2 separate regions of the Homo sapiens genome follow, and region 2 is linked to region 1. The links are chromatin loops, found by intact Hi-C in ENCODE. Cell type or tissue: IMR-90. All regions are shown on one strand. Links, peaks and the distances in the headings refer to the core of each region. The heading gives the core; the rest is flanking DNA. Region 1 overlaps LOC107985173 (a long non-coding RNA gene). Region 2 holds the start of LOC105371993 (a long non-coding RNA gene).

Evidence for each region. Hi-C counts contacts between places; a loop is a spot of excess contacts. Peaks named below come from ENCODE experiments on the same cell type or tissue, not always from the same donor. Only the 100,000 strongest peaks of a DNase experiment are listed, where the experiment ranks them.
Region 2: a loop joins it to region 1, with 2.2 times the contacts of the local background. A loop is called at or near these places in 29 of 110 quality-filtered maps.

What each region holds. Positions count from the first base shown.
Region 1 is chr18:11,392,635-11,408,950 of GRCh38, forward strand. All of the region lies in intron 1 of LOC107985173 (a long non-coding RNA gene), which reads right to left. The region is part of intron 1 of LOC124904250 (a long non-coding RNA gene); the gene reads right to left. Among named protein-coding and RNA genes, the nearest start is that of LINC01928, 54 kb to the right of the region's middle. In IMR-90, for the core only: a CTCF peak has its summit at 6,261; no DNase peak of the experiment used is centred there.
Region 2 is chr18:11,318,904-11,335,219 of GRCh38, forward strand. LOC105371993 (a long non-coding RNA gene) reads right to left here and starts at 116. Exons shown (of 3, transcript XR_935154.3): 1 at 1-116. It also overlaps the pseudogene LOC100130329. In IMR-90, for the core only: no CTCF peak of the experiment used is centred there; DNase peaks (open chromatin) are centred at 4,738, 6,538 and 7,308; H3K27ac peaks cover 1,433 bases.

The DNA.
Region 1 (16,316 bases), core at 2,909-10,908:
CAGAACCTATGGAAGTGACCTAGAATAGCCAAGACAAATTGAAAAACAAGAATAAGTTTGGAGGACTTATGCAATTGGTTTTAAAAAATTACAGCAAACTAAACTAATCAAAAGAGTGTAGTATTGGCACAATATACACATCAATGGAACAGAACAGAGTATACAAAAACCGATGCAAACATACATAGTCAGTTGGCTTTTGGTAAAGATTCCAAGAAAATTCAATGAGAACAAAACAGTCCTTTTAAAGAATGCTTGCTGTAATAATTGGGTAACAGTTTGGGAGGAAAAATTAAGCTCAACCATTGCCTCACAATATACATAAAACATTAATACAAAAAGGTGTTATAGTTCTAAATGTATGAGCTAAAACTCTAAAACTTCTAGAAGAAAACAGAAGAAAATCAGTGTGGCATAAGGAGTCCTTGAAAAGAAGAGAAAACTCAGAAATCATGTTAGAAAAATATGGTAGAGAGGACTAGTTTGCAGCTCTGGACAGAGTAGCATGCAGAGGCTTGCATTGTGAATTTTAGCTCCAGATGGACTGCAAGAACAAATCAGCAATTCTCAGAGGACCTGCAGGCTCTCTGAAAGAAGCAGACAGCTCCTTGCAGGACACCCCAAATACTGTGAGTGCCCCAGGTGCAGAGGTGGGAAAGGGAGACCCTCCTCCCCCGAACACACCCCACCAACTAGAGAAGCTGAAGGTCTGTTTGCGGGAGAAGTTTTGGACTTGACCCGGAGCTGAGTCAAGTTAGAGAGCCAGTGAAATACAGGGGTAGGACAAAGCAGCAGAAAGGCCCTGGGAGCTCGCTCGGTCCCCAGCAGCCCATTCCTGCCTGGCACCACAAGGATCCATTGGGAAGGTGGGCAGAGGAGCAGGGGGTAAAACTCCACAGGGAGAAGGAATTCTCTCCCTTAACTTTGTAACAATTTGAACCCAGTGAGAAACCTCCTGGCCAGAACTCAGGGAGGGCAGGAATTCACAGGCAGGGGAAGAACCAAGCCCTTTTCTCTCACAGCTGGGAGGCGGATAGCTTCAGGCAAATTTTCAAGTCCTTCTCACCCTCTTCCTGGAAACAGACTTTGGGCTGTCGTGTGGGGTGTGGTGGGAGAGAGACCCGGCCCTTCAGTTTGTGTGGGAGCTGGCTGAGGCCCGTTACTGCTGGCTTTCCTCCACTTCCAACCTGCAGGACTCAGCAGAGGCAGCCATAATCCTCCTAGTTACACAATTCCAGTGTTGCTGGTGAGGCAAAATGGTGCATTCACTTCAGAAAATAATTAAAAAGAGGTAAAACTGACACTGACTGAAACCGCATACAGTAAGATTTTCTGTTGCTTTAAAACTGGCAGATAAATCACAATATCCTGAATTGTAGAACTGCAAAATTCGATCTATAAAAATTTGTCAAGAGATATAATTACTGTAAATAAAAATTCACAACAGGAGAAGTGAGTCTGTCAAATTTGATGGCAGAAAATATTCCTTAAAGGAATCAAATCTGTGTGTTAAATATAAAAGTTAATTCCAATGAGAAAATTACATGGAAATATGGAAGCTATTTAACTGTGCCATATAAAACACTGACCCATAACTTAGTTTGACATTATGGGATCTGTTTCAGAAGCCACAAGCTTGATGAACAATGTCTCAGTGTTGCCATAATTATAATTTTTTAAGTTTGTATTTTAAAATCTTCCATGTCAAAATGTCGAAGGTCACAATGGCCTGAGACCATGAATTTCCTTTCCCGTTACTGTGTCAGTGGGCGCACCACCTGAGCCACCCGTGGCCTTCCTTTCACAAGGAAAAGGAAGACATCAGCGTCTCCAGGTGCTCCTCTCAGCGTGACAGGAAGAATGGCAATCACTAAAGAAAACCAAAGAAAATGCATATATAACTGGATCTAAAGAACTCTTTCAAACAACATTATCTCCTCTCACAAGTTATTTTACCAAACGATGCTGCAGTGCAAACTGCAGAGCCCAGCAGTGCGGGTGAACATTCCGGTTTCTCTGTTCAACGTTACCTGTCCAGCACCAGACCCTTGCTGGGTCTTAGTGCAATGACACCAAGGATCACACCTGAAATTATTCGAGAGACAAAACCTAGAGGGAAAGGAAATTGTAGAAAGATTGCATTATTTACAAAGTTAAACCATTTTCTGGAATGTGTCCAAAATGGCTGTTATTGGGCAGGGAGACCTTGAGGGCTGTGATCAACCCATTTGGTTCTGCCCCATGTAAATAATACGGCAACTCATTCTGCCTATACCGATGATAATGAATTGCAAAAATGTACAATTGTGTACTTGCTGGAATTCATGATTCTTTAATCACTAAAAAACAGATATCAAATGTTACTTGCAAAAACCCAATAAAATATTTCTAATTGCATTGTTGCATTTAGTATCAATTCTCTCATTATGTACTACTGCTCAGTAGGTAATTAGAAATGCAATGCACTTATCTCCACCTATTTTTATTTCATCCTTATTTTTACAGCCTCATCTTTTCACATAACCCTGGCTGAAATAAAACGTGTACATTCAGCAGTCTCAAAGCAGGATAATTGCAGTGCTCTCTCTGTTCTTCATCATTCTCCCTTCAAGAAACTCAGTCAACTATTTTCTTCTAGAACCCTTCCTAACCAAAACAATCAAGAAAATGAGTTTTCATCTCTCAGTGTGAATCAACCACTCAAATGGTTTTACAAGTCGACCTCATGAGTGTAGGACTGTACCATTCATAGACACAAACTGTCTCCTTGTGGGCTGTCCTCATCGCCTGATGCCCGGCCCTGCTTTCCATCTGGCCATCATAGTCTGGATAATCCCTTCTTCCTTTTTCAGATCTCCTTTTTTGCTCCTGTTAGACAAATCTCCTTGCTGCCCAACTGAATCTACCCTTTGTTCTGAATGGAAAACTATTCTAAAAAACAGCAATGAATACGAAAAGTGATCCATCTGCAAAGGAGCAGGATAAAAGAAGTTCTGATCCTTGACAATAGTCCCCTGTATAGGAAATTTCCAATAATTATACCATCAATACACAACACCAAGAAACATCAGTGAGTCTTTTTCATTTCCCATTTGACAGTAGAAAGTGATTGAGTCTATAATAAATGAGTCTATAAATACTAGTTAATATCAATAATGAATGAATAAAACACTGGAGGGAAAAAGACTTACGCCATTTCAAAACTCGCTTAGCCAAAATGTGATCGAAGATAATCCACCATACTGGGTATATGCACACCATAGAATACTGTGCAGCCGTAAAAAGGGAAAGAGATCATGTCATTTGCAACAACATGAATGCAGCTGGACATTATCCTAAATGAAGTAATGCAAGAACAGCAAACCAAATACGATGTCTTCTCACACACAAGTGGGAGCTAAACATTGGATACTCATGGACATAAAGATGGCAGCAGTAGACACTGGGGACTACTAGAGGAGGGAGAGGAGAAAGGGCTGAAAAACAAACTGTTGGGTATATACTCAGTACCTAGGTGACAGGCTCATTCACACCCCAAACCTCAGCATCGCACAATATACCCCGATAATAAGCCTGTATATGTAGCCCCTGAATCTGAAATAAAAGTTGAAGGGAAAAAAAAGAATACACTATGCTGAAATAAAAAACAAGTAACAAACGCTTAATAACTACTAGGTCAAATACGACATTTAAACAATGAAATGATGGACTAATCAGAAATTAATGACAGTAGAGTTCACAAAATGTGGCCTCCGTAATTTTTGATTTGGGAAAAATGTTGCCTTTTTATTGTCTAATATATCATTAATTTAAAAAATATATTCGATGAACAACGGGAGAGTCATTTTTGTGTACAGGATAGAAGTTCATATGCATTTATTAGAATAGCTTATATAATTTAGCAAATTATTTGTATTTTATTAAAATTTAGTAATTTAGTAAATTTTCAAATCCTCTGTTTTCTGTATCACCATGCTGAGAGAGCTATTTTAAAGTTTCCCAATGCTATCATGTTTCTGTCAATTTCCTGTTGAAATGCTAAGATCTTTTGCTTTACATACTTTAATTCAATTTGTTTTAGCACAGAGTGTCATAGATGTTATACCGACAAAATGAATAATTGTTTTGTTTTTAATTTTTATTTCACAAGAAATATACAAAATTATAAAAATAACACACAGATGCCTGTGTACCACCAAATCAACTTGAAAACCAAAACACTGACTGAACAGTTAGTTCATCTTTGTGATCTCTCCCCGGGCTATCCATCTTCATTCATCCCAATTAAAACCTTTATACTAATTTTTAGGTTTATATTTCTCATAAATTTTTATACCTTTGCTAGAACATTCATAAATAATATAGTATTATAGGATACTTATATAGTGGAATTTTACGCAGCAATAAAAATAAATGACCTTGAGTAAGACTTTTCAAGTGATATAAATCTAAAAACCCTATTTAGCAAAAATAAGCTAGTACAGAAGAACATATGCAATGTGAAACTATTTACATTGTAATTTTTTAAAAAAAGAATTGTACCTTATATCTATCAAATAATCCTTGTTCTCCCACTTTAAGCCGTTTGCATTGAATTATCTTTTACTATTTAGTATACTGAAGTTTGGTTTGTTTCCATTTTCATGATTTATGTGTCCACACTTATGCTTTCATTCTTTTAAAGGCAGCTTTGCTTTAGATATGTTTATTTATACAAAATAAAATGTGAAAGGCTTTGTCTTTTAATACGGTAGTTAAACCAACAGCATATATAACTGAACTATTTAGACATCTTTTTATCTTGCTCTTTCATGTTTTTAAATTTTCTTGCTGTTTCTTTTATTTTTGTTCTCTAGCCAAATAAACTACACGACCTTCATTTTTATCACAACCAGTGTTTTCATACATAATGGATAGAGAGATTGGCAAGATAGATGATTGACAGATTAATCAATTTATAGATACATCATATCTTGTTTTCAACAACCAGTTTCAGGCTTTTCAAAACTGTACTTAATCTATACTTCTTAACCTATTCCTTTTTTCATTGTCATAGTTAAGTCAAAAACAGTATATTTTTGTTTTCTTCTCTATGCAGTAGAATATTTTAATTATATTTTGTTTCCATCTACTCTTCCCTTCGTCCCCACTGCTAGACTTTATTTGTATAATTAAAATTCTAAATATTTTATTATATTATCATTTTTAAATATACATGTTCTTTTTTGAGAAAATGTTTGACATTTGAATTTTCTAAATCAGGTATACGGGTGTTTTTATTTATTTCAATTGTTCAACTTTTTTCCCATTTGCCATACTTCTCTTGCTACTTGTCTCCCCCTTTTTGAGATTAATGTAGACCTATCTTTCAAAGAGATGGGTTACCTTCAGATAGATATCACAAACACGTGCATGAACCATGTGTGAGCATGTGTTTATTTTGTCTTGACACATTAAAAGGTGGTGATTATAGAGGACAAAATCAGGCTTGGTGCAGTGGCTCATACCTGTAATCTCAGCACTTTGGGAGTCTGAGCAAGGAGGATCACTTGAGCCCAGGAGTTTGACACCAGCCTGGGTGAAATAGTTAGGCCCTAACTCTACAAAAAAAAAAAAAATTAAAAAAATTAAAAAAATTAAAAAAATTTAAAACTTTAGCCAAGTGTGGTGGTGCAATACCTGTGATCCTAGCTACTCAGGAGGCTGAGGTAGGAGGATCACTTGAGCCTGGAAGGTCAAGGCTGCAGTGAGCCATGATCATGCCACTGCACTGCAGCCTTGGTGACAGAGTGAGACCCTGTCTCAAAAAAGAAAAAAGAAATTAGCCAGGTATGGCGGTGCATGCCTGTAGTCCAGCTCCTCGGAAGGCTGAGGTGGGAGAATCACTTGAGCCCAGCAGTTCGAGGGTGCAGTGAGCTATGATCACATAGCTGCACTCAGCCTGGGCAACAGAATGAGACCCTGTCTCTAAAAATAAAAAATCAAAAGTGACAGGACAAAATTCGGAGCAGCATTTACTATTGCATCTGAGAAGTCTCAGATGAGGCTGACTTTTTCCTTTGTGAGAAGTCAATCTTTTTTCCCTCCTTCCTCTCCCATATCTCACCCTAGATGATTATAAACGCTAGCTTTATTCTTCTAGTTAGAAAATTTTGCCAGAATATCTGTAGTCCCTTTGTCTTGGCATCATGTGATAAAATCTTTTCATCTGTATGCCCAGCTCAGAAAAGTTGCTCTCTACTGCCACCTCCGCCTCATCACATCTTTAATTATTGCTTCTGTTAAATTACCCTGGTTTCTGTTCCAGTCAATTATCTCTGTGTTGGGTCCCTTTTCATCTTTATATGTGTACTATGTTATTTCATTGTTTGTATTTGTTTATTTAAACAGGGTCTTGCTCTGTCACCCAGGCCAGAGTGCAGTGGTGCAATCATGGCTTACTGCAGCCTCAACCTCCTGGGCTCAAACGATCCTCCTGCCTCAGCCTCCCAAGTAGCTGAGACTACTTGTGTGCCACTGCACCTGGCCTGTTTTGATTTAGAATCTTTAAAACACAGCAGACCCCTTCAATAATTAGGAGAAACACAAGATAGAAATATAGATTTTATTACCTACAGGTTGGGGGGCACACGGCACGCCCAGAGGCTGCACACTGAGGTCAGGGAGATCAGACAGGGAAAGAGAATGAGGGATCCATGGGTCAACACCTTTATTGAGGTTCAGGACAGTGTCCAAACACACTTCTGGAGAGAAGTTTTCATTGGTAGATTTGAAAGAAACAAGCATGAGTTCCATGCTATGACTGAGAGAGGGTCACTGCAGCATGTCTCACAGTCCCTGCAAGGTGTAGCGCTCAGCAGGGCCAGTCAAGCAGGTGGGATCTGGCTGTCCCATAGGGAGGTGGTCACCAGGAAGCAGCTGTGTAAGAAGACGCCTGGATAGACCATACTGACGAACTGGGGAGAGGTGTAGAACTAAAAAGTGTGTCAAGCGTGATTGAGTCCTGCTTCTGATATGAGAAAGCTAAACGTATTTAAAATGGATGTTGTCAGGGCAACATAAAATCATAAGAATTCACTACGCTCATAATTTTTCCATCTTTATTTTTTCTGTATTGTGCGGAAAGTTTTTCTCAAGTTCATCCTTCACATTTATTGATACTATCTTCTGTAGAACCAATTCTGGTTTTTACATGAATATATATGGATTTTAATTATGAAATTTTTAGCACCCTAGAAGTTCTTCCTATTTCATTCATCTCCCTTTTCTTCCCTTTCTTTTATTTATCGCAGTTGCTTGCCTCTTTATTATTTTACTCTTTTTTCATAGAGGCTATATTTTCCTTTATTTATGATTACAAAGAGCTTTTTGAATTTTATTCTTCTGTTATTTTTTTCTAGATTCATATGTGCCCTATGATTCCATTAGAGTGCTCTCTCTGCCTGGATTTAGGGTACTTTTTCAAGGGTCCATGATATTTTTTAAATCTGTTTGCTCATCTTTAATAATGCTCAAGAGTTTGTCAATAAACTGGGTTTATGAATCTTCATTTTTTTCTACTGTCTGCCAACTCAAGTATATAATCTCCAATCATTAACTAGAGGCAGATAAGGATGGATGGTGGGGTTTGTAGATTTCCTTTGGTTTTACGCCTCAAGGATTTTGTGTTCTATCACTCTGCTATCTCAGAGCTACAATTAGGAGGAAAAGCCTTATTACATCAGGCTGCACTTTCCAAGAACCTACTAAAGTACCATCTCTCTTAGATTGTTTTTGTCTGAAACAAAAATGTAGTGCATTAAGAATTACAGTCTTCAACATGGGCTAATACTAAGGATTTCTATCAATGACCCAAGTCATGAGCACTTTAAAATACTTTTCAATTAAAAATGATGGGAAGTGTGATGGAAAGGTGATTGGGCTAGAAAGTCAACTGTGGTAAATAGTGTAGACTGGGTCATTCAACACCTGTTTCTGTTCACTTTTAGTTTGTCTTGCTGTAATATCAAAATCGGGAAAGATGAAAACTACCTTTCCCAGTCTCTATTGCAAATAGTTTCCTCTGAGGTCAACTTTCTGTTAAGCAGATGAACCCATGCAAGAATTCTGAGGTAGAAGAGAGCAGCAGAGGTGGAAGACATGAAGAGAAATGAAGTCTTCTGGCAAACACAGGGAAAGGGTGTTAGGTAGTTCTGCATCAGTTGTAGGAGAGCTTAGAGTTTCCAAAACATTTTGTCTTGGATTCTAAGCAGGACCCTTGGGGTTCTGCTAGTGCAGACTGGATATTTCTTCTGAATTTTTGGATCCTGGCTGTATAACATCTCTGCTTAATTCCCTGATGCACTGTTACTCATTTTTCTTCATATTTTATGGATTTTAACTTGTTTGAAGGCCGTGAAATGAGTTTATCTGTGTTAGTTAGCTACCTTGTGAGGAAGTTCCAACTCTCTTACTGACTGCCCATAGAGCCATTGGTGGAAGGACTCCAGAGGGCACATTTCTCATCTCAGCCCATGTAAATGGCACCTCCAAAGAACTGAGATACGATGATACTACTCTCCATCTCTACCACTCCTCATTCCACAAAAAACAAATAAAGCCAGATCCAAGAATACACACACCAGGGACCAATTACAACATGCGACCTAACAGAGAATGGTACACACTCCAAAAAAAAAAAAAATTCTATTTCTAATTTAATTTATTCTTCAAAAGTTTTCCATTAAAACAATACCAAATCCTCGATATATAGTGGATTATCATAGTGACTATTTGTTAACTCCAATGGCAGCTGCTATTTCCTTTGGATATGTTTCCCAGAGTAAATCAACACATACCAGGTATTTAGTAAGAAGCTCTTGACCTAGAAGAAATGTTTTTCTCACATTCCAATAAGCAGAAAACACTAGAATCTATTTGTCACTTGTCTAGATTATCAGTACACATTTATGTTCTTATCTCAGGACTACATCAATTCTATAGCTCCTGCCATGCAAAATTCAATCATCAGAGACGTTGATCCTATCATCCTCCTCCCGCCAGCGAAGGATATTTTGTTGGTCCGCTGCATTAGTGACATCACAAAGATGGGACCTGATGCTAGAAAAATCATCGGTACCTTAGATGCCCTGGTAAGACATATGCATGACAAAGGATGAAGACTGAATCCCGTAAAAATTGAGGAGGCCAATTTGTCTAGGGTATGTTCAAATATCACCTCCCAAGTTAAAGACAATTTGCTACACTGGGAACACCTACCATTAAAAAAATTATTGTGCTTAATTGGCCCATTAAATTTTAAAGAGAACACTTCCATATTTGAATGTATTGTTCTAACTCATTTATGAAGCAACCCTTTGGACTACAGGGCAAAATACCTTGCCCGTTAGCTTTTATGATTCAGTGAATTGAAAAGACCCTCCCCTCACTGTGTCTATAGTTTATTGGGAGGCTGTGGCAAATTCCTGTGGCAAATTCCAATAGGAAAATCACAGAGAATGCCCCTGAGTTTTGCAACAAAGCTCCACTCTCTTCAGCAAGCAGCTTTTCTTCTAAAAACCAGCTCTTGGCTTGCTGTTGGATCCTGGTTGAAAATGAACTAATCCAGGTTGCTATAAATGAAATGGGTGTTTTTTGTTGCACCAGACTGAAGGCATCATCAGGAGTGAGCAGAAGTAGACATAACAGCAGTAGAGACACATACTTACAGGAAGGTAGTTGTACAAAGGGAGGTATCATTTTCAGGGCCTTTAGCTTGGGGACAAGTATTGTTGGCATAGCACGAGGCAGTGGAGACACCAGGAGAGAAAACTTAACTTCTCTGACCTGGGAAATTAGAAAACTGATTTGGGAAAACTGTTGTTTAGAGTGGGAAAAACTTGGAACAGAAAAATCCAAGAAGAGATTCCAAAATATGCCTACCCACATCTTTGAGTGACTTAGGAACCTGCCTTCATAGAATAGACTCAAAGCAGTTTAGCTAATGACAAACTACCTAAACTGAGAACAGAGCCACCATCTAATAAAGTTTTCAATTCAAGTTCAAACAAGACAATTGCCTGCAAAATTAAAACAAGCATTGGAGAAAATGTTATAATGTCCAAAATGACCAAAGTAAAAAGAACCAGGAAAAGGGAACACATTCTCGAGAGAAAACAAAATCACCTGTGAATCACCCCAAGATGACTCAGATATTAAAACTAATAATTGATGATTTTGAAGTGGCTGTGATAACTATCTTTAGAGGGTACAATAAATATGTTCTCAATAAGTGAAATTTTAGGAAATCTCACCTTAGAAATAGAAATAACAACAATGAGCCAAATGGAAATTCTAAAATTGAAAAAATAAATTATCTGCAATAAGTAACTCTTCTTTTAAAAATCAATTCTTGGCTTGCTATTGGGTCCCAGTTAGGTCCTAGATGAATAAATGTAATAGCTGAATGGAGATGTCAGAGGAAAGAATAAGTGAACTTGAAGACAGAGCAATGAATACGACCCAGCACAATGTGAAGAATAGTGCCGTAGTTTGGATATCTGTCCCCTCGGAAACTCATGTTGAAACTTAATCTCCAATATGGCATATCTAAAGGTTGAATTTTCAAGAGGTGACTGTGTCATGTTGGCTCTGCCCTCGTGAATGGATTAATCCACTCAGGGATTAACGAGTTATCACGGGAGTGACATTACTGGCTTCATAAGAAAAGACAGACCTGACCTAGCTCACCTTCTCAACATGTGATGCCCTGTACCACTGTGGGACTCTACAGAGTCCTCACCAGCAAAAAGGCCCTCACCAGATACAGCCCCTCAACCTTGGATTTCTCAGTCTCCATAACTGAAAAAAATAAATTCCTTTTCTTTAAAATTACACCATTTTAGGTATTCTGTTATAAGCAACAGAAACAGACTAAGACAAACAGAAATAAAAGCTAAAAAATCAAAAGCATGAATAGAGTACCAGGGACTGACTTGTTAAATAATACAAAACAATGCAACATAAATTTAATTAGAGTACCAGAAGAACAGAAAGGTAATGGGGAAAAAGTAATGTATCTGAGGAAATACTGACTGAAAATGTCCCCATCTGATGAAAGACAGAAATTTAAAGACACAAGATGATCAACAAACACCTAACAGAATAAACATGAAGTCCATCATAATAAAAAATTTCCACGTCAAAGGGATGAGCAAATCTTGAAAGCAGAAAGAGAAAAATAACACATTAAATAAAGAAAAACAATTCAGTTAGTGGGGTTGTCTCATCAAAAGTCAAAGTGGCCAGAAGAGAGTCAAACAACATTTTTCAAGTGGTCAAAGAAGAGGCTGAACAACTCAAGAATTCTATAACTGGTGAACCTATACTTAAAGAATTAATGCAAAATAGAAATATTTTCAGATAAAAGATAAACTAAGGAAATCATTATAAAAGTTTCTAAAGAAAGTCTTCAGACTGAAGAAAATGATAGCAGATGGAAACTTGGATTCTCAGAAAGGAATGAAGATCACTGGAAACCATAAGTGAGTCACATTCCCTTACTCTTATTTGCCATTTAAAGTAGAGGTGTAGCGCAAACAACTGTAGCATCAAAAATATGAGTATATATAGACACATAGTGTTGTAAGGTTTCTATATCTTATAGGAGGTGGTAAAATATTAAAGTGGGCAGTAAAAGGCTAAAGTTATATGTACCATAATCTCTAGGACCATCACTATAATGCAAAGAAATATAGCTAAAAGTCAATAGGAAAATTAAATTGAAATTATGAAAGTATTCAAATAATCCAAACAAGGGAAGGGATAAGTAGAAAACAAATAATAAAATGATATCTTCATATCTAATCATTGGAATAATTACATTAAATGTTTTTAGTTTTTGGGTTTTTTTTCTATAGAATAATTACATTAAATGTTAAAGAACTGAATGATGCAACTAAATGAAGAAATTACTAGAATGCATGTTAAAAATCAAATAACATGTTGTCTACCAAAAATGTAGATTAGGTATAATTACAGATATACTGAAAGTAAATGGATAGAAAATGATACGCCATGCAAACATAAGCATGAGAAGCCTACAGGCCTCAATTAATATAACATAATACAAATTTAAAGACAAAAATATTACCAGAGGTAAAGACAGACAGTATGATAAAGTAGTCAAATCATCAGGAAGATGTGCAAGTTATGAATTTAACAAAGCTTCAAAGTACATGAATCAAAACTTGATCCAATTAAACAAAAAACAGATAATTCCACACTCCAAATTATATATTTTAACATAAGAGTCTGCCAACTTTTTTCCCAAAGGACCAAAGAGTAAATATTTCAGGCTTTGAACATATTCTTTTTGTGAGTGTGTGTGTGTGTGACCTTTTAAGAATGTAAAAATCATTCTTAATTTGACAGCCTGTGGGCCAGCAATTTATAGATGAGTTCAACAAAAGAATCAGCAAAGACAGAGAATGTTTGAACAACACTATCAGTAACCTAGAGTAAACTGATATTTATAGAGCTACCCAGCCACCCAACAACAGAATACATATTCTTTACAAGTACGTAAGCTACATTTACTAGAATGGTCCATATGCTTAGTAATTTAAGGTCTCAAATTTAAAGTTTCAAGTCACGTGTTCTGACCAAGATAGGATTGAATTAGAAATCAACAACAAAATACATAGGAAAATCCCAAATGTTTAGAAATTCAACATTTTGAAATAATTAATGGGTGAAACAAGAAATCACAAAGAATATCATTCAGTGATTAAATAAAATTGTCATGAAACGCAAAATGTTAAAATTTTTCAGGCGTAGACAAAATAATGCTTAGAGAGAAATTAAGGACCTCATAGGACATCTGGCTAAATGTCTTTTTTTTTAGATGCATGAATAAACTAACATCAAGAGATTTGCAGAGATTACCACAAGTGATTAATGGCAAAATCACTTCTTTTTCTTTATGCCTTGATCAAGTAGCTCAGTGCATGTTACAAGGTAGTAGCTCAGTAATTGCATATTGAATGTGAATAGATGACTTCTAGGTATCTGTGTAGAAGTAAACGCAAATGGATTAAAGTGTCGTTACAAAATATTATAGTTTACATACTAATTTAACTTTTAAAGTGATGCAATTATTTTAGCTTATTTTTTCAGAAGGAAACTACATCCTTAAAATGTTGTATACTTCAATAGCTGACTCTATAATTATTGTGACCAAGAGACAAAAGGGCTACAGTTTTTTTTTTTTTTAAATAAATTTTAGCTAAAATGTTCATAGTTTCCCAAAGAATGGGAACAAAAATTCTGCTTACCTCACTGGCTTCATTGGATTTTATTCCGTCTTCTGCCTATCGGAGTCACGTGACACACCCTGAGACTGTGACCTTTATATTGGTTCTAACCAGAAAAGGGAGAGCATCCATCTCCACAATCGCTACAGAGCTCCTAGTACGATTCACTGGGGCTGCCCCAGAGGAGTTAACCCAGACTTCAGGATTTCCTGACATGCAGAATAGTTTTTCTTTTTTGTTTTTTTTCTTTTTTTTGGGACAAAGTTTTACTCTTGTTGCCCAGGCTGGAGTGCAATGGCGTGAGCTCAGCTCATTGCAATCTCCGCCTCCTGGGTTCAAATGATTCTTCTGCCTCAGCCACCTGAGTAGCTGAGATTACAGGCGCCCGCCACCATACCCAGCTAATTTTTGTGTTTTTAGTAGAGACAGGGTTTCACCATGTTGGTCAGGCTGGTCTTGAACTCCTGACCTCAGGTGATCCACCCGCCTCAGCCTCCCAAAATACTGGGATTACAGGTATGAGCCACTGCACCCAGCCCCAGAATAGTTTTTCATGTGTTGATGCTCACCTCACACCCAGTTATGATTTACTAGACTGTAAACTTAGAAGAAACCAAAACTATAAAGAAATTTAAATCCATCTTCTTTTTCTCCATCTCTACCAGACTGCTTCACCCTAATCCTTTACCTTGTTTTGCCTGGGGCATTATAATTACTGTCTCCATTACTGCTGGAATGACCTTTCTAACGTGTGGAAGATAAGGCCCAATATTCTCCACATGGAATCCAAGGTTTCTTGTGACCAGATGTCTGCATTTGCTTTCTCACCAGTTTCTAGATTGCATTTTGCTTCCCAAAATTCCAAGCTATCATGCCTACATAGATGTGTACGCGTCTGTGCCTTTGCTTATGCTCTTCTTTCTTTGTGAATTGTCCTTCTCAGTTGTATTTGCTAAACTCCTATGTATACTTCAAAACTCAGGTTAGGCATCACCTCTCCTGGCCTCCTCAGGCTGAGCTCAGTGTCCTCAAATCTCTGTTTCCATTGCCCCTATATATTTGATTGTTTATCACATTTAATGTTTTTTTCTTTTTCTTGAGATGGAGTCTCACTCTGTCGGCAGGCTGGAGGGCAGTGGCTCCATCTCTGCTCACTGCAACTTCCGCTTCCCAGGTTCAAGTGATTCTCCTGCCTCAGCCTCCCGAGTAGCTGGGACTACAGGTGCCCACCACCATGCCCGGCTAATTTTTGTATTTTTAGTAGAGACGGGGTTTCACCATGTTGGCCAGGATGGTCTTGATCTCTTGACCTTGTGATCCACCCACCTCGGGCTCCCAAAGTACTGAGATTACAGGCATGAGCCACCACAGCTGGCTTAAATTTTTTTTTTTTTCATTTTGTCTCTCTGCCCCAAAGAAATTCTATGTGCTATATTCATTAATCCCTAGCATAGGATCTCACATAGACATTAGATAAACATTAAACTTACTAAAATCTCGCTAATTTTTAGATAAGGAGAATGCAATTTTTATGCATTGAGCACCCCCAATTTCCTCTGGCAAATTAAAGATGTTACTTAGTTTGTAACAATTCAGAAAACTTTAACTATGGTAGCTCCAATTGCACAATTGGTTGGCACCAGGTACTTACAAAACAGAAAGCTTCAATTCATGGAAACCTAGAGCACTGCATTACAATGATCACTGGTGCTGTTAATTGTAACTCTCTGGAATAGAAACACGTGACATTAGCCAATAACCATGGTCTCTTATGATGAGCTGCCTACTTCGTATAGAGATGGCTCTCGTTGTTATCAACGTCGTTTTCAAGCCTCCAAGTTGCTTGTACATGTTATGCGACTTACCTTATTCAGAATCCAGAAGGCCACAAATGTCTGGGAATGTTCATGACTGAGTGAATAAAACTGTTCTAAAGAATAATTTTTAAAATTCTTCTGGTTGGTACAAATAGGAAACACTGTTTAGTTGCAATCACCAAATTAAGGTAGACAAATCTATGGAGGAAAAAATGTGCATTATTGACATCTCTGAGCTGAGAAACATTTTTCAGTCACACTGTACAGCCCATCCAGGAATTACTGAGCTCCAAATATAGATGATGACTAAGATATATAGAATCTCCTCGACAGGGCTTGCTTAAGCCTGAGCACTTTCCCCAGGGCTGCTGCATATTGTACTTGCACATCTCAGATTTGGTCAAAACCAGGCCTCTATCAGAACGGCGGCCAAGAACTGTTGGCTCTTCTGATCCCTGAATACTGGTTGTCTACACATGTGGGAGATATTCTCCTCTCTTTTTAGCATCCTTTCTTCTGTCATCACACTTCAAGGGCTTTACTCAAATTTAACACATGGCAAATGTGTGAATGCTTCAGATGCTGAATGAATTAAAAATGTAAGTGATTCTTTAACTAGATCATGGGTAACCCCCCAAAAGGCCAAGGATGGGGGAAATGAAATAATTCGACAATGAGACTTTCTAGCACACAGTTGAATCCCCTGTGCAGAGTATGCTTTTTTAATGCAATCTCTAGCATAACTTCTCAGGTATTAACTCTGGAAATATTTGTTTGTTCAAAGTTTCTCATCATAAACAGGAAGGCAGAGATTTGCAGAGCTTTTGTTCATGCTTTATTTTCTTCATGAGTAACTAATTAGTAGCTTAGAAGATTACCAGAAAGATTTTAGAAAAATGACACAATGGCATTGGTTAGTATTTATGCTTTAAGTTTTGACCATTTAAAGCAGAAAAATAGGGAACTGGGCAATTGGCCCAGCCATCTATAACAGTCACAAGAAGAAGTTGACTGACAAGAGAACAAGGCACATACTGTTTTTTTCCTGGCAAATATGAACAACAAGCATAGACACTCGAAAAATATTCGATGCAGATCTCAAAAAAGGAAGGAAATCCAGAGGAGAAGATGGAGGTAGCAAAAGAGTTTATGCATGTGCTATCCATTATTGGGCTGATCCTCAGCCAAAACCCCAACAGAGATTCAA
Region 2 (16,316 bases), core at 3,298-11,297, 73 kb before region 1:
TCCAAGTGCAAGATTCTGGGCTAATGAGACAGCTCAGGGTGAGTTTCAGTGCCCAGGCAGCAGGCTGAGATGAGGCCTCACTCTTCTGTGGAATCCATTTATTTACATGCATCTTGCTATGTTTACAGATGGGCAGCAGATTAAAAAAACACCATAAGTAAGCCTAAAGGCACTTAAGAAGAGTACTATATTAGTTGAATAATAAAACTGAGTAAATTTTAGAATGTAACTTAGATAAATTGGGGTTAATAAAGAAATGTCTAGGTATTAAAAATTGTTTTCACCGGGCGCAGTGGCTCACACCAGTAATCCCAGCACTTTGGGAGGCCAAGGCAGGCAGATCACCTGAGGTCAGGAGTTTGAGACCAGCCTGCCCAACATGGTGAAACCCTGTCTCTACTAAAAATACAAAAATTAGCCAGGCATGGTGGCAGCTGCCTGTAATCCCAGCTACTCGGGAGGCTGAGGTAGGAGAATTGCTTGAATCCGGAAGGTGGGGGTTGCAATGAGCTGAGATCGCGCCATCGCACTCCAGCCTGGGCAACAAGAGCGAAACTCTGTCTCTAATAAATAAATAAATAAGTAATTGTTTTCACCTAGATGTCTTGGAATTTTATGGAGAAATTCTCAAGATTTGCCTGTGTAAATCCATGACTTCCCAGTTCTCACGTTCTGCATGGGCAATGTTGGACCAATTATATCACCCAGACACAATATGCAGCTTCCTTCATGTCTGTCTGGCTCTGCTCTCTTTCCTGGAAAACCCTCTCTCTGCCCCATCTCAAGGTAGACGCAATCTCTCTTGACCAGTTTCTTGATATACATAGAAACTATTTTAAAACCTATTAACTGAGAAAATATATATGTCAACACACACGTCACTCACAAATATACAAACCTTCGCTTTTACCATTTAATAAATTATATGCAGAAACTTAATAAAATCAGAGAAGACAGAGCAGAAAACAAAATCAGTTTTGTTTTGTTTTGTGTTTTATTTTTATTTATTTATTTTGAGACAGAGTCTCTCTTTGTGGCCCAGGCTGGAGTGCAGTGGCACAATATCAGCTCATTGCAACCTCTGCTTCCTGGGTTCAAGCTATTCTTCTGCCTCAGCCTCCCGAGTAGCTGAGACTACAGGAACATGCCACCAGACCTGGCTAGTGCCCAGTACTTCAGGAGCCCGAGGAGGGCAGATCACGAGGTCAGGAGTTCTAGACCAGCCTGGCCAATATGGTGAAACCCCGTCTCTACTAAAAATACAAAATCAGTTTTTAAAATCTCAGGTTAATCAGGAAGGCCAGGAAGAGTGAGTGGGATTACAAGTGTCTGAAAACCAAGGATTGTGAGCAATAAAAAAGTGGAGAGATCCAGACCAGATGCCAGCAGGGATGGGGAGAAATTCTACCCAAAATCTGATGGGTGCAGAAACACATCTACTCATGCCTAATAATTTTTTTATTTGTTTCACTCCTAGCACTTTGGTCTACCTGATCCTTTCTAACAACTAACACAGATCCTCAGTCACCATTCCCAGTCCATTATTCCCCTGCCCACACTCTTTTCACCTGCAGGACAACCTCTCCCCTCCATGCCCCAATATTCTCCTCCATCCCATTCACCCTTTGAAACGAGCCGATAAACTAATCATAGTGGCATCGTGGCTGTTAAGGCTCGGTGCAATAGCTTCCTGGGGTGTTGTGTTTTAATAGAGAACAAGAAGCCTTCTGATAAGAGAATACATCCCCAACTGTGGCATTTCCAATAAGATACTGCAGGAAGAGGATATGTTTTTCAAGAACAGCAAGCATCCCGATGGCTCCCATCTGCCTGGTGAGCTGCTTCTCTGCCTTCGTCTCAGGTTGGCCCTGCCTGTGTTTCCCCAGTGTCATTGCCTGCAGTCAATCTCCTTTCTAAAATAAATCCCAGAACTAGCTATGTCTTTGTCCTTTTCTGACATCTGAAGACTGGCATGATCTGAAAGCAATCTATGCCCTCTCGCCTCAAACACTCTCTAAAAGGAAATATCTAAAAATATCTAAAAGCAAATTCCTGCATCCCTAGAAATCTACCATGGCAAAACACGCACACGCGCGCGCGCACGCACACACACACACACACACACATATAATGATTGTAGGACCAAAATAAAAAATCTACGGCATTTTTCCTTGGTGGTACCCATTGGGTTAATCAAATTTCATCTAAAATAAGTCATCTCGACCCCCAGGCAGTCACCAGGAAGAAATTTAAGTTCAGTAGTGATTCAGAATCAGAGGATAAACACAAACATGTGTCTTTGGCACACAGAGAAAGCCTGGGGACAGGATGTGGTTGCAAAAGGAATATTTCCCCTTTAAGCCACTGGTTTTGTGAGACGTTTGGTAAGAAAAGATTAAGAGGTAATTTTCCTCTGAGGGCTTACAGGAAATAATTTATGAACGTAAATAGCTACCAATGTTACTGAAAGTTAGAGGATGCTTAGGTTTGTTAGTTGTCATTAGTGTAATAAGAACAGACTTATAGACAGTTCACAATATTACAAAGTAAGTTAAATAAATTAAATGCCCTATTAACACTGCATTTCAATGTAATGTTTCCTTGTTATTACCATAGCAAATAATAATGCAAAAAATTATTCCTAGAGGATTCTTTCTAGGTTGCAGACCAAAAAAAGGTGGCAGCGGTGGGGGGAGCTTATAGAAGAAAAATAAACTTAAGAAATAAATACCTAAGTTTATAGTTTGAGCGTTTGGTTAAATAGTGGTGTAATTTACCAAAATCTAAAGTAGGGAAGATGGGCAAGAACAGGTTAGGGAGCAGGATGGTGAGGATTAAGGCAGATTCTGCTTTGGACATGTTCTGTGTGAACTGCCTATAGAAAATTCAAAAAGAAAGGTCAAGTACACAGTTGGGTATACAAATTTAGAACTCTGTAGAAGTTTAGGCAAGTGACATCAATGTAGAAGTCATCCATATATAAATAGTATTAAAGTAAAGGGACAAAAATGAAGACAGAGAAAGATCCTGGCCAAGACCTGGGGTTCATTGCAGTGTATCTGTATTATTCTGTTCTCACCCTGCTAATAAAGACATACCCGAGGCTGGGTAATTTATAAAGGTAAAAGGTTTAATTGATTCACAGTTCCACATGGCTGGGGAGGCCTCACAATCATGATGGAAGGCCAATGAGGAGCAAAGTCACCTCTTACATGGTGGTAGGGGAGAGAGAGTTTGTGTAGGGGAATTCCCCTTTATAAAATCATTGGATCTCCTGAGACTTAATCACTATCACAGCACAGGAAAGATCCGCCTCCCCATGATTCAACTACCCTCCACTGGTCCTTCCCACCACACGAGGGAATTATGGGAGGTACAATTCAAGATGAGATTTGGGTGGGGACGCAGTCAAACCGTATCAGTATCCATATAAACATAGAGCACAAGGAAAAGCCACAATAAAACTTTTTTTTTTTTTTTTTTTTGTTTTTTAGATGGAGTGTTACTCTGTCATCCAGGCTGGAGTGCAGTGGCACAATCTCGGCTCACTGCAACCTCCGCCTCCCAGGTTCAAGCGATTCTCCTGCCTTAGCCTCCCGAGTAGCTGGGATTACAGACACATGTCATCATGCCCGGCTAATTTTTGTATTTTTAGTAGAGACGGGGTTTCACCATGTTGCCCAGGCTGGTCTCGAACTCCTGACCTCAGGTGATCTGCCCGCCTTGGCCTCCCAAACTGCTGGGATTAGAGGCTTGAGCCACCACGCCCGGCCAACAAAACCTATTTTGCCTGTTAAGGAGTTCTCAGCCATCTTCAAATCATTAGATTCAAGGATCAGTTGGCATCTCAGGAACCCTCAAAATGGATAATGGGCAAGAGTTTAGTGAAAGAGTTAGTTACCAGTATGTGATTTGGTTAACAACAACAGGGCAGGGCAAAGCACCACGTTTCTGCAAACACTACGAGCCAGGGCCTGAAGGGGCTGCAACAGAAGGAAGTTGTCATCCAGGACCCAGCCAGAACCACAGCCACGGGAGAGGTGTCCTGCAAGGGGTGTGCTCCTCAGGACATGAGCACAGCCACTGCAGAGCCCCTGGACCTCCAGCTTCTCTATCTCCTCAAGTCTCCTCTTCACCAAACCCAGCGGAGATCAGCGCACAAGGCATTGCCAAGATGGTCCCGGAAATCATTCTCCCCGGGGACAAGGCCAGGGAGAATAGATGTAGATGGGGAGACAGAGAATCCCCAGCATATATTATTAGTGTAAATAGTTACAATTGACCATATGTAGGTGGTTACTGTCAGAAAGTGGACGCTTATATGCTGTTCAGTCTTTGCCATTCAAATGGCAAACTTTTCAAACTGGAGCAGAGTCGTCTAGCTCAGTTTTGCCTGTAATTATCTTTCTCTCTAAGGCAGCATCTGTACCATACCTTGCTTCCCACGTCCATTTCCATCCACTAGGGCAACACGGGCCCCATGCTTGTTTGTCAGAGGTTCGCTCTGTGGGGCGTCATGTCACGTGGAGTTCTGGACAGGGCGAGGCCCCTGAGGCTCTGACTCTTCTCTGCCCACAGCCCTGGGCTCTCTGTGCCTCGGGGCCACGTGTCCTCATCCAGCCTCGCAGCCAGGAACTGGAAACTCCCTCAGATTAACATCAAGTTCAATGCCAAATTCCTGGGAAAAAGCCCAGGAAACCATGAGTGTCTCCCAGGGTCCTGAGACTGAACAAGAGTGACTCGCAGAGACCCGCTGTCTTTTGCTTCCACGCCCCCACCCCCAGGGCTTTCTTGGCACCCCAGGGATTTATCTCCATCTGACCTTATCTTTCACACAGTTGTTCTGACTCATACTCCTCTTGGTGTTTACAGATCCCTCCATGACATGTAGTATTTATTTTTTACACAGGTTGTTCTTTAACTTTAAATCTAATTTAAATTTAACTAGCCGTGTGGCCACCGTATTGGGCAGTGAGGGCTTAGGCAGTCTCACTCACTAGCTGCGATGTTCACACCTGCCCCAAGAAAATCTCATTTTTTAATGGAAAGAAGTTAACAATTAACAAGTTAATCTTGTTCAGGTACTCTGCTGAGTGCCACTGTATACGTTATCTCATTCAAAACTCACCTCAGCTTCGTGACTAAAGAAAGTGAGGTTTGTCAAAAATCTCACTTTTTGAAGTGAGTTAGTGATGAAGGTTGGATTTGAACTCAGATATATGTTGTATCTTTTTAAGTTAGGTTTTTTTGTTCTATTTTCCCAGGGTTGCCATATAGTATAGTAGTTAAGATCCGAGCTTTGGAGGCAGGTAGGTCAGTTCTGCAGATTAGTTACTTGTGGCCTTGGGTTAGTTATCCAACCTGTCTAAAGCATCCTTTCTTCATTTGCAAAGAGGAGATAAAACAAGTAGCTCCTTTACATATTATGTGTGTTATATAACATTCTAGGTGTATTTCATGATGTAATACTTATATGCAGAACTTAACAACAATTTAATATTATTGTTAGTTATATGTAAAAAGTCATTTCAAATCATTCTTTAATTTAATCATTAAAGGAGAATCCCAAGGGCCTCTACCCAGCCACAATTTCTTGAACTCCTTGGAGATGATGGTTAAGAAGAAAGCATAATGCTCTCTATCTCATTTGATAAAAATCTTCAACAAGGGAAAAAATCAAAGCCTCTCTTGGCTCTGAAAGCATTTTTTCAGTTGTTTAAAATTTATGATTCAAGGGTTGTTTGGTTTTGCCTGCCATAATAATCATGGGAGGGTGTAAGATTTCGCCATAATAATCATGGGAGGGTGTAAGATTTCAACAACTATCTGCCATGAAGGCAAACATTTTCCTGTGTGCCAGGCCCTGGCTGATCTTGACAAGACACAGAGCTTTGAGTCTCAAATCAAGAGGTCACTGGAGCTTTAGCAGTCACCTGCAGCCACTGGGAAACGTGGTCTCAGAGTCCTAGGATTGCTCTCAGGAGAAGAAATCTTAAAGATTAGTCTTTTCAATCCCCTCACCCCGAAAGCCAAGGATGCAAGCACGTAACATTTAAAAAAATATTTGGCCCTGTGTTACTGTTCTGTCAAATATCAGGCATTACCAGTATTTTACATTAATTCCATTATTTTTTTCCAGAAGATTGTATCACAGTTAGCTAGACATATATCCATGATGGTATAATCCTGTTGACTCCTATTAAATTCTGGGAAATTGCTGACTGTTCTTCAGAAAGCCAAGAGTATTTCTCATGTGAGGGTTTTCTAAACAAACTCAACTGAGATTTTCACAGTTCATGTGTCAGGTGGTTATGTGGAAGAGTGCAAGGATCAAATAGCCCACAATGCCTCAGACCGGCCCACAACATATGTAGCTTTGATATAACTCAAGGACAGTGGGACGCTGGCAGGGTGGCAAGGGACAGTCACTGTGCTATACAGTGTAAAAAATTTCAAAAGTCAAATTTCTCTTTTGTCAGTTTCAAAATGACTGGCTGACTCATGCTAGTTCAATGGGCTAAAAAAGCCACAAAAATCTCAAAACCGTTGCTGATTCAGAGCAAAATGATGGTCTACAGCCTTTCTAGAGATAGGGCTTAAATTTGTGGAACATGTCTATTATGATGGGCGATAATCTTGATCACATTTAACATTAAAAGTAGATTTATGAGTGATGATGTAAGAAGATGCTGAGCAGGAAGGAACTCTGAGACTGGAGCTTCAGATGCTTGAGGATGAAGTGAATGGTCCTTTCATCCTTGCCCAGAGTGTCTCTGTCCCTCTCTCCACATGGAGACAGGTGACAGTAAAAGAAAAGCCCTGAGGTTTGCTAGGAGCTGGGGTCAGGTGCATCCTAAGATCTACCTCTTCCTGTCACCTTCTGAACATTTTTTATTAGTGGAAACATTATTTTTCTTCCATACAATGAAGTCAGTATCTTCTTTATTTTTTATTTTATTTTATTTTTTGTGAGATGGAGTCTCGCTTTGTCATGCAGGCTGGAGTGCAGTGGCACAATCTCAGCTCACTGCAACCTCTGCCTCCCGGGTTCAAGTGATTCTCCTGCCTCAGCCTCCAGAGTAGCTGGTACTACAGGTGTGTGCCATCACGCCTGGCCGTAGAGATGGGTTTTCACCATGTTAGCCAGAATGGTCTTGATCTCCTGACCTCGTGATCCACTCGCCTAGGCCTCCCAAAGTGCTGGGATTACAGGCATGAGCCACCCCGCCCGGCCAAAGTCAGTATCTTAATTTAAAACCAGTGTTTGTGGTTCTGATTCAACTGCTACAGTTCCTCATGCAGTTTGAGAACAGAGGAATACACATTCTGTTGCTATGACAAGATGACTAATAATAAAGAAGATCTATTACTAACACAATAGTGGTCCAAGTCTTGGAGAAAGTTTTGCAGATTGGAGTTAAATTTAATGCAATTTAATCTGATAATTTTTTTAACTTACTGCTGAATATGGGTCCAGTCATTTACCAGAAAAGTCAGAAAGACAGGAATAAAAAAACCAAAGGTATTTGGCAGGATAAATTATCAACTGGAACACAGGCTTTTAGTAATAGATCAGAACAACACATGGAGGGAGTATCAGTTTCTCACAGCAGTCTTTTCATAGAAAAAATGGGCAGGTGCTATCAAACTTTCACCAAACATGGTGACTATGCCATACTGGGAAGGATGGCAAGCTTCAGAAACTACTGCCATGTTAAAAGATGAAGGTACTCCTAGTGATGTTGAGGAAGATATCATTTTGGAAACAAACAAAGAAATTAACAAAGATATCCAGTGACACTATGATATTGCAAATACTTTCACTATTTTTGCTAGTTGGTTTTGGAATATTTTCAGTTGGCATTATGTTAGATATAGTACAACACTGAGAAATTTCAATGGTTTGAGACTTGAGGAGATGTTGGGATGAGGTCAATACATTTTGCATGTAGAGTGGACATAGATCTTTGGGGATCAGAGCATGGACTGTGGTAGACAGAATATGCCATCCCCCAATGATGTCCATGCCCTAATCCCCCAGAACCTATGAATATGTTACCTTACATGGCACAGGGGCCATGTTGATGTGATTAATTTAAGGATTGGAAGTAGGAACATTATCCTGCATTGTCTGCATGGGTCCAGTGGAATCACAAGGTCCCTTATAAGAAGGAGGCAAAAGGGTCAGAGTAAGAGAGATGTGATGATGGAAGCAAAGATCAGAGAGATTTAACATACTACACTGCCAACTCTGAAGATGGAGGTAGGGACCATGAGCCAAGGAATACAGGTGGCCTCTAGAAGTTGGAAAAGGCAAAGAAACATTTTTCCCCTACAGCCTCCTGAAGGAATGCAGCCCTGCTGACACCTTAAATTTAGGACTTCTGATCTCTAAAATTGCAGTATAATAAATTTGTGTTGTTTTAAGTTACTAAGTTGGTGGTAACTTGCAATAGCAGCAATGGGAAATTAATACGAAGTGTTCAAAAAGGTTACAGAAGTTTTCATTTTAATTTCTGCACTTCTTGTTCTCCATGAAAACTTGGAAATGACATTGGCATCAAGGTTAACCACTGCAGTAAATGTAGGGAAGATGGATTCACCCGTTGAAAAGTAGAACCTAGGAATTGGCAGTTTGGCCTTAAAGCAGATTCCGGCAACTGTAGTGGGTTTTCTTGCAGCTGTAGCAGCAATTATTTTGGGCTGGATTCCAGAAGGAAAATAAAACTTTGATCATTCCATCATTTTGTGCTCTAACAGAGAGAAAACTACCTTCCATGCATCTCTTCTGCAGAGAATAATAATAGTTTAGGTTATTGTTGGTTCAAAGAAGAATGGTATAAATTCTGTTAATGTCACTACAGCCATTGCTGCTAGTTTTGGCAACCTTACAACTCTATTTTTATCTTGAATAAGTCAGAGTCTAATACTCCTGTCTTGAGACTTATTACTACGTATTAGTTGGTGCCTTTTTCTCTGCCCTAACTCCCATCTGAATTGTAATGACTGCCAAACATTCAACCACATTGGCAGTTCTCCAATCGGTCTCAGGGCCTGCCCTAAGAGCCAGGATTGTAAGTGGCACTGGGCCTTACTCTGGAAACATGTGTATCTGACCCAATGTAATTAGGATTATTGCTATATACTAATAATATTGGTAGTAATTGGGCGGTTGTCGATGCTAGCAGGATTTCTACCTAACTCAATTTGCGTAGCACCCACGATAATTGTCTGATGAACTCAAAGGTTGTTATTACCCACTTAGGACATTTTTGTTCCAAAAGTAATAGGTCTGCTGAAGTTTTATTGATTTTAGTGATTCCAGGGCATTTTATTCCTTTACACTTTCACTTGTTAAAAAAAAAAATCCTACTTCTTCAACTGTAATCTTCACCGTAATTTACTTATTTGCTTCTGTGTCACAGGTATTTACCTTGTTATGAATTTCTGACAGGATAGCCCATCACTTCTGGAATCAAGAAAAGAACCCTGATAATTTCTTCATCCCATATCTTTTTTTTTTTTTTTTGATACGGAGTCTTGCTCTGTTGCCCAGGCTGGAGTGCAGTGGCGCAATCTCGACTCATTGCAAGCTCCGCCTCCCGAGTTCACGCCATTTTCCTGCCTCAGCCTCCCGAGTAGTTGGGACTACAGGTGCCCGCCACCATGCCCGGCTAATTTTTTTTTTTCTTTTGTATTTTTAGTAGAGACGGGGTTTCATCGTGTTAGCCAGGATGGTCTCGATCTCCTGAACTCGTGATCCACCCGCCTTGGCTTCCCAGAGTGCTGGGATTACAGGCGTGAGCCGCCGCGCCCAGCCTCTTCATCCTGTATCTTATGGAATTGGTTGATCTGTCTGGGTCAGCTTTATTAGCCTTAAGTGTTCATTTTCAGTGGTTTGTTAGAGACTGAGATCAAGATGTTAGGGACTAATAAATCCTGCTAAATCTTCTCAGATGATCAAGGAGAAAAACGTACAGCTCCTTGCCAAAAATTTTAAGCCAATAATTTGTCTTTTTCCAGGAAAGATTTGGTTGGCCCAGATTAAATTAAATGACCTTCTCTTCTTTAAAGAAAGGAATTGGTGTTGAACTATAATGAATAGTATTTGTGATGCCTTTCATAATATAAATGATAATTTGACATTGACAAGGATACAAATTTCAATCTCTGGAATTAATTAAATGGGAAAGGATACAGGATTTTGCAATGAATAATTTTGGAACCACACACATAGAAGAAATGTACTTTATCATTGTTTAATTTGTAATGTAAGGTTAGGAGAAATAGACCTCGAGTTTAACTTTCCTTATCTTACAGATGTATTGTACTTCAAAGCAAACTATAAAAATAAGGAGGCCAAGCCAAGCTTTTTTACCTTCATGCCAACTGAGGAGAAATTTAACAATTGCTGATTAACAAAAAAATAGATAAGTTTCGCTAACCTAAAAAATGTTCTGCTGAGTAAAAGATAAACTCTGTTTCACCTGCATCTATCAATTGTCATGAAAGACTTCATGGAAAGCTGCACTTTTAATTTTTTTCAAATTGATACAGGGTCTTGCCTTGTCTCCTAGGCTGGAGTACACTGGCATGATCATGGCTCACACAGCCTCAACCTTCTGGGCTCAAACAATCCTCCTGCCTCAGCCTCCCCAGTAGTTGGGACTACAGGCATGTTCCTCATGCCCAGCTAATTTTTTATTTTATGTAGAGACAGGGTCTCACCATGTTGCCTGGGCTGCTCTCCACCTCCTGGGTTCAAGAGATTCTTCTGCCTCAGCCTCCCAAAGTACTGGGATTACAGGCATGAGCACCGTGCCTGGCCGAAAGCTGCACTTCAAATATAGAATGCCCTTGAGAGATCTTTAATTACAGCAAGGGCTCATTTTTGATTATTGATTTGTAAAATTATAATTGATTTTTTTCCCTGAAAACTTTTAAGTAGTCAAAAACAGAAGATAACCTCAGTTGTGCTCATAGAGACAGTATGGCATGAGAAGTTGTGCATATGTGCATGAATAGATGTGTGTGTGCATGCTTTTAACAGAGAGAAAGAGATTAAAAATGTTGCTTTTGTTGTAAAATTAAACCTTGGATTGATGATAGCAAAGATCTTAGTGCTATTGGAATAGCATCATTATGAAATTATTTCTTCACACTTATCATTGGTATGCTTTTGTCATTTGTCTAAAAATTTTGCTATTGGCCAGAATGTAATATTTGTTATCTGTGTAATCAATAGTTTCTTCTAATTAAAAATAAACTATACCATTTAATATAACCAAAATATAAACAAGATTTATAATGAGCAAGTGATTTATTTGCTTTTGAAAGAAGTCCATAAAACTCTTAGCTTACCCTTCTTTAAAAGAAAAATTGGTAGTTCTTCTCTACTATTGTACATGCCTACAAACATCATTCATTTGCACACATTTGTTTCCAAGCAGGGGTTCTATCATACACTTCTATGTTTTTCCAGTACCTTTTAAAAAAACTCTAATCTATATTCTAAACACTTGAACCAACAAATTAATTATTTAGTAGTTAAGCATTTTATATAATGCCTAGTTCATTTTTTAAAAATACAGTAGGGGTTGTTTAGGTCCATTAATCAAATAAAGGAAAGAAAAAAAAATCGTGTTAACTTTTATTCTTGTGGTACAAGTTTTGTGTTAGTGTCGGCATGATCTAAATAGTAGGTTGTTTATATTGAACAAAGTGTGCCTGTTAAACTCTTTAAAACAAGGAAAATATGTTTTAAAGTTTATATTTTTGCTTATTTTTAAACTTTAAGTATTCCACTCTCTGTCTTGTAATGAAGCTTCCAAGGCAGAAAACAAATTTAATAATAAATTTTTTCCTCTAGAAAGTTATAATGTTGTATAGTAAACATTCTTATAAAATAATAATGATGTTTAAGTTAATGAATATTTATCTTTTTGCCTAATAGATTTCTTTTTTTTGAACAGTTTTGAATTTGAGTTCTTATTGCTCTACATTCTCACCAGCCTTTGGTGTTGTTAGTTTTTTGGATTTTGGCCATTCTGATAGGTATACAATGGTCCAGGCTCATTATCTCTTATCTGAAATGCTTGAGACCAGAAGTGTTTCAGATTTTGGACCCTTTTGGATACTGGAATGTTTGCATATACATAATGAGATATTCTGGGGATGGCACTCAAGTCTAAATAAGAAATTCATTTATATTCCATATACACCTTTTATACACATAGCCAGAGGGCAATTTTATACAAACTTTTAAATAATTTTGTATATTTGCAAGAAACAAAGTTTGTTTACATTGAACCAGTAGAAAGCAAAGGTGTCACTATCTCAGCCATCCATGTGGGCAACCTGTGGTCACTATCTCAGCCACGATGTAAACAGTAGTTTATTTCTCTGTTTCTTCAGGTCATTTAGGGTGGTTATTCCATTGTTGTTTCAATTTGCAATATCCTAATAACATAGGATGTCGAACATTTTTTCATATGTTTATTAACCATCTGCATATCTTCTCTAGTGAATGTATATTCAGATCTTCTGCCCATTTTAAAATTGGGTTGTTTGGTTTCTTATTGTTGAGTTTGAAGAGTTCTTTGTATATTTTAGATAACAGTCCTTCATCAGATGTGCCTTTTGCAAATATGTTCTCCAGGTCTTTGCTGCTTCTCTCATTCCCTTATCAAAACTTTTGCAGAGCAGAAGTTTTGAATTGTAATAGAGTCCAGATTGTCAATGATTTCTTTCATAGATTGTGCCTTTGATGTTGTATTTTTAAAGTCTTCATCATGCACAAAGTCATCTGGATTTTCTCTTACATTATCTTCTAGTAGTTTTATAGTTTTGCATTTTACATGTGGATCAATGGTCCATTTTGAGTTAATTTTTTGTGAAGGGTATAAAGTCTGTGTGTGGATTCATTCTTTTTACACGTTGATGTCCAGTTACTCCGGCACCATTTGTTGAAAAGACTATCTTTGCTCCACCATATTGTCTTTGCTTCTTTGTCAAAGATTAGTTGACTTTATTTATGTGGGTCTATTTTGGGGCTCTCCGTTCTGCTCCACTGATGCATTTGTCTAATATTTTGCCAATACCACATCATTTTGATATCTGCTGCTTTGCAGTAGGTCTTAAAGTCAAGTAATGTCAGCCTAACAACTTTGTTCTTCTCTTTAAGCATTTTATTGGCTACTCTGAGTCTTTTGCCTCTCCTTATGTACTTTAAATCAGGTTTAAATGTCCACAAAGTAACTTGCTGAGATTTTGTTTGGAATTGCATTGATTCTATAGCTCAAGTTGGGAAGAACTGGCATTTTGACACTATTGAGTATTTCTATGCATAAATATGGAACATCTCTCCATCTATTATTTGACTTCTTTCATCAGAGTTTTGTAGTTTTCCTCATACAACTCTTACAATATTTTGTTACATTTATACTTAAGTATTTTATTTTAAGGATCCTAACTAAATGGTATTATGTTTTTAACTTCAAATTCCTATTGTTTATTGCTTGTATATAGAAAAATATTGCCTTTTGTATATTAATCTTGTATCCTACAATCAATATAATGCCTTATTAATTTCAAGAATGTTTTGGTTTGTCAATTCTTTTGGATTATCTACACAGAAAATTATGTAATCTTCAAACAAAGAACAGTTTTATTTTTTCCTTCCCAATCAGTATACCTTTTATTTTATTTTATTTTCTAATAACATTAGCTAAGATTTCCCATATGATGTTGTAAAGGACTGGTGAGAGGAGACATCTTTGCTTTGTTTCTGATCTTGGCAGGAAAACTTCTTGTTTCTTACCATTATAAGTACTTAATATTAAGCACCATTAAACAGCTGTAGGCTTTTGTAGCTGTTCTTTATCAATATGAGGAAGTTCCTTTCTATTCCAAGTTTGCAGAGCACTTTTATTATGAATGGGTGTTGAATTTCATCAAATCTCTTTTCTGCATCAATTAACATGATCATGTGATTAATATGCTTTAGTCTGTTGATGATTTGTATTAATTAACTTCTGAATGTTAATCTTGGGATAAACTCCACTTGGTTGTGGTCAATAGTTCTTTTTATAGTTATACTTATCCAATAATAGTTCATTGTTTGATTCAATTTGCTAATAATTTGTTGAGAATTTTTGCATCTATGTTGAGAAGAGATTTTTTCTGAAGGGTAATACTGGCCTCATAGAGTGAGTTAGTTAATATTCCCACTGCATCCGTCTTCTAGAAGAGAATGTAGAGAATTGGTATAATTTCTTCCTTAAATGTTGGTAAAATTCACCAATAAATTCATCTAGGCCTAGTGTTTTCTGTTTTGGAAAATTAATAATTATTGATTCTTTAGTAGATATAGGCCTGCTCACACTGCATATTTTTTTCTTGTGTGACTCTAACAGATTATGTCTTTCAAAAAATTGGTTAATTTCATCTAAGTTATCAAATTTGACATCAGGCATAGAGTTGTTTATAGTATTCTTTATTATCCTTTGATGTCTATGGGATTTATAGCGTTACCCCTTGCATTTCTGGCAGTAATCTGTGCCTTTTAGTCTTAGTTATCACAGGTAGACACATCAATTTTATTGATCTTTTCAAAAAACCAGCTTTTGGCTACATTGATTTTCTCTATTGACTTCTTGTTTTCAGTTTATTTGACTACTGCTCTAATTTTTCTCCTTTCTTTTCTTCTGCTTATTTGGGATTTAATCTGCTCTTCTTTTTCTAGTTTCCTATAGCAGAAGCTTAAATTATACATTTTAGATTTTTCTTCTTTTTTAATATATGCATTCAATGCTATAAATTTCCTTCTAAGCACTGCTTTAGCTACATCCCACAAATTTTGATAAGCTGTATTTTCATTTAGTCCAAAGTATTTTGTTTCTCTTGAGATTTCTTCTTTGATGCATGTGTTGTTTAGAAGTATGCTATTTAATCTCCAAGTATTTGGGGATTTTCCAGATATTTTTCTGTTATTGATTTCTAGTTTAATTCCACTGTCATCTGAGACAACACATTGGATGATTTCTATTCTTTTAAACTTGCCAAGGTGTGTTTATGTTCCAGAATATGGTCTGCCTCGGCAAATGTCCCATGGAAGCTTGAGAAGAATGTGTATTCTCCTGCTGTTAGATCAAGTAGTCAGTAGATTTCAATGTCAACTACCTTTATTGATTCAGACAATTTATGATTAAAGAGATTATTGATATAGCTGGATTAACGTCTACCATGTTTATTACTATTTTCCTTTTTTAAAATTATACTTTAAGGTCTGGGATACATGTGTAGAATGTGCAGGTTTGTTACAAAGTTATGCACGTGCCATGGTGGTTTGCTGCACCCATCAACCCGTCATCTACATTAGGTATTTCTCCTAATGCTATCCCTCTCCTAGCCCCCAACCCCCGCACAGGCCTGGTGTGTTCTCATTGTTCAAATCCCACTTATGGGTGAGAACATGCTGTGTTTGGTTTCCTGTTCTTGTGTTAGTTTACTGAGAATGATGGTTTCCAGCTTCATCCATGCTGCCTCATGAACATAAGCTCAGATGTGTTTGAAAGGACTTGTACACAGCAAAATACATTTTTATCTTTATTGTTCAGCAGCTACTTCAGAAACCAATGACAAAAGGCCAAATACTTTAACAAAATATATTCTTATTCCTCTAGTCACTTAGAAAATATGGATTACAGAAGCTGACAGTCAGGAATTGTGGATAAGAACCAAAATATATCCACAATGATATCACATCCTAGAGGTTGCAATATGCACTTACATCTAGTTCAAGTTCACCTTCAAATAACACTATACTGCTTCACAGGTAGTGTGAGTACCTTATAATAACAAAATTTCCTAATTCTTTCCTTCTGCCCCTTGACTCATTGCTGTTATTCATGTCATTTACACATCAAATATTGTAATCATTGAATACATTGTCACCACTATTATTCTGACCAAACTCTTATGTTAGATCAATTAAGCATAAAAAAAAAGTTTTTATTTTATCCTTACTTATTCCTTCTCCATTGCATTTCATATCTTTATGCAGATTCAAATTTCTGACCTATATCATTTTCCTTTTTCTGAAAAACTTCTTTTAACATTTCTTGCAAGGCAGGTCTATTAGTAATAAATTCCCCAATTTTTGCTTTTCTGAGAAAGTCTTTAGATCTCCTTCACTTTTGAAAGATAATTTTACAGATAACATAATTCTAGGTTGGTAGAACATTTTTCTCTCTCAACATTTTAAATATTTCATTTCACTATTTTCTTGCTTGCATCATTCTTATATTTGCATCTGT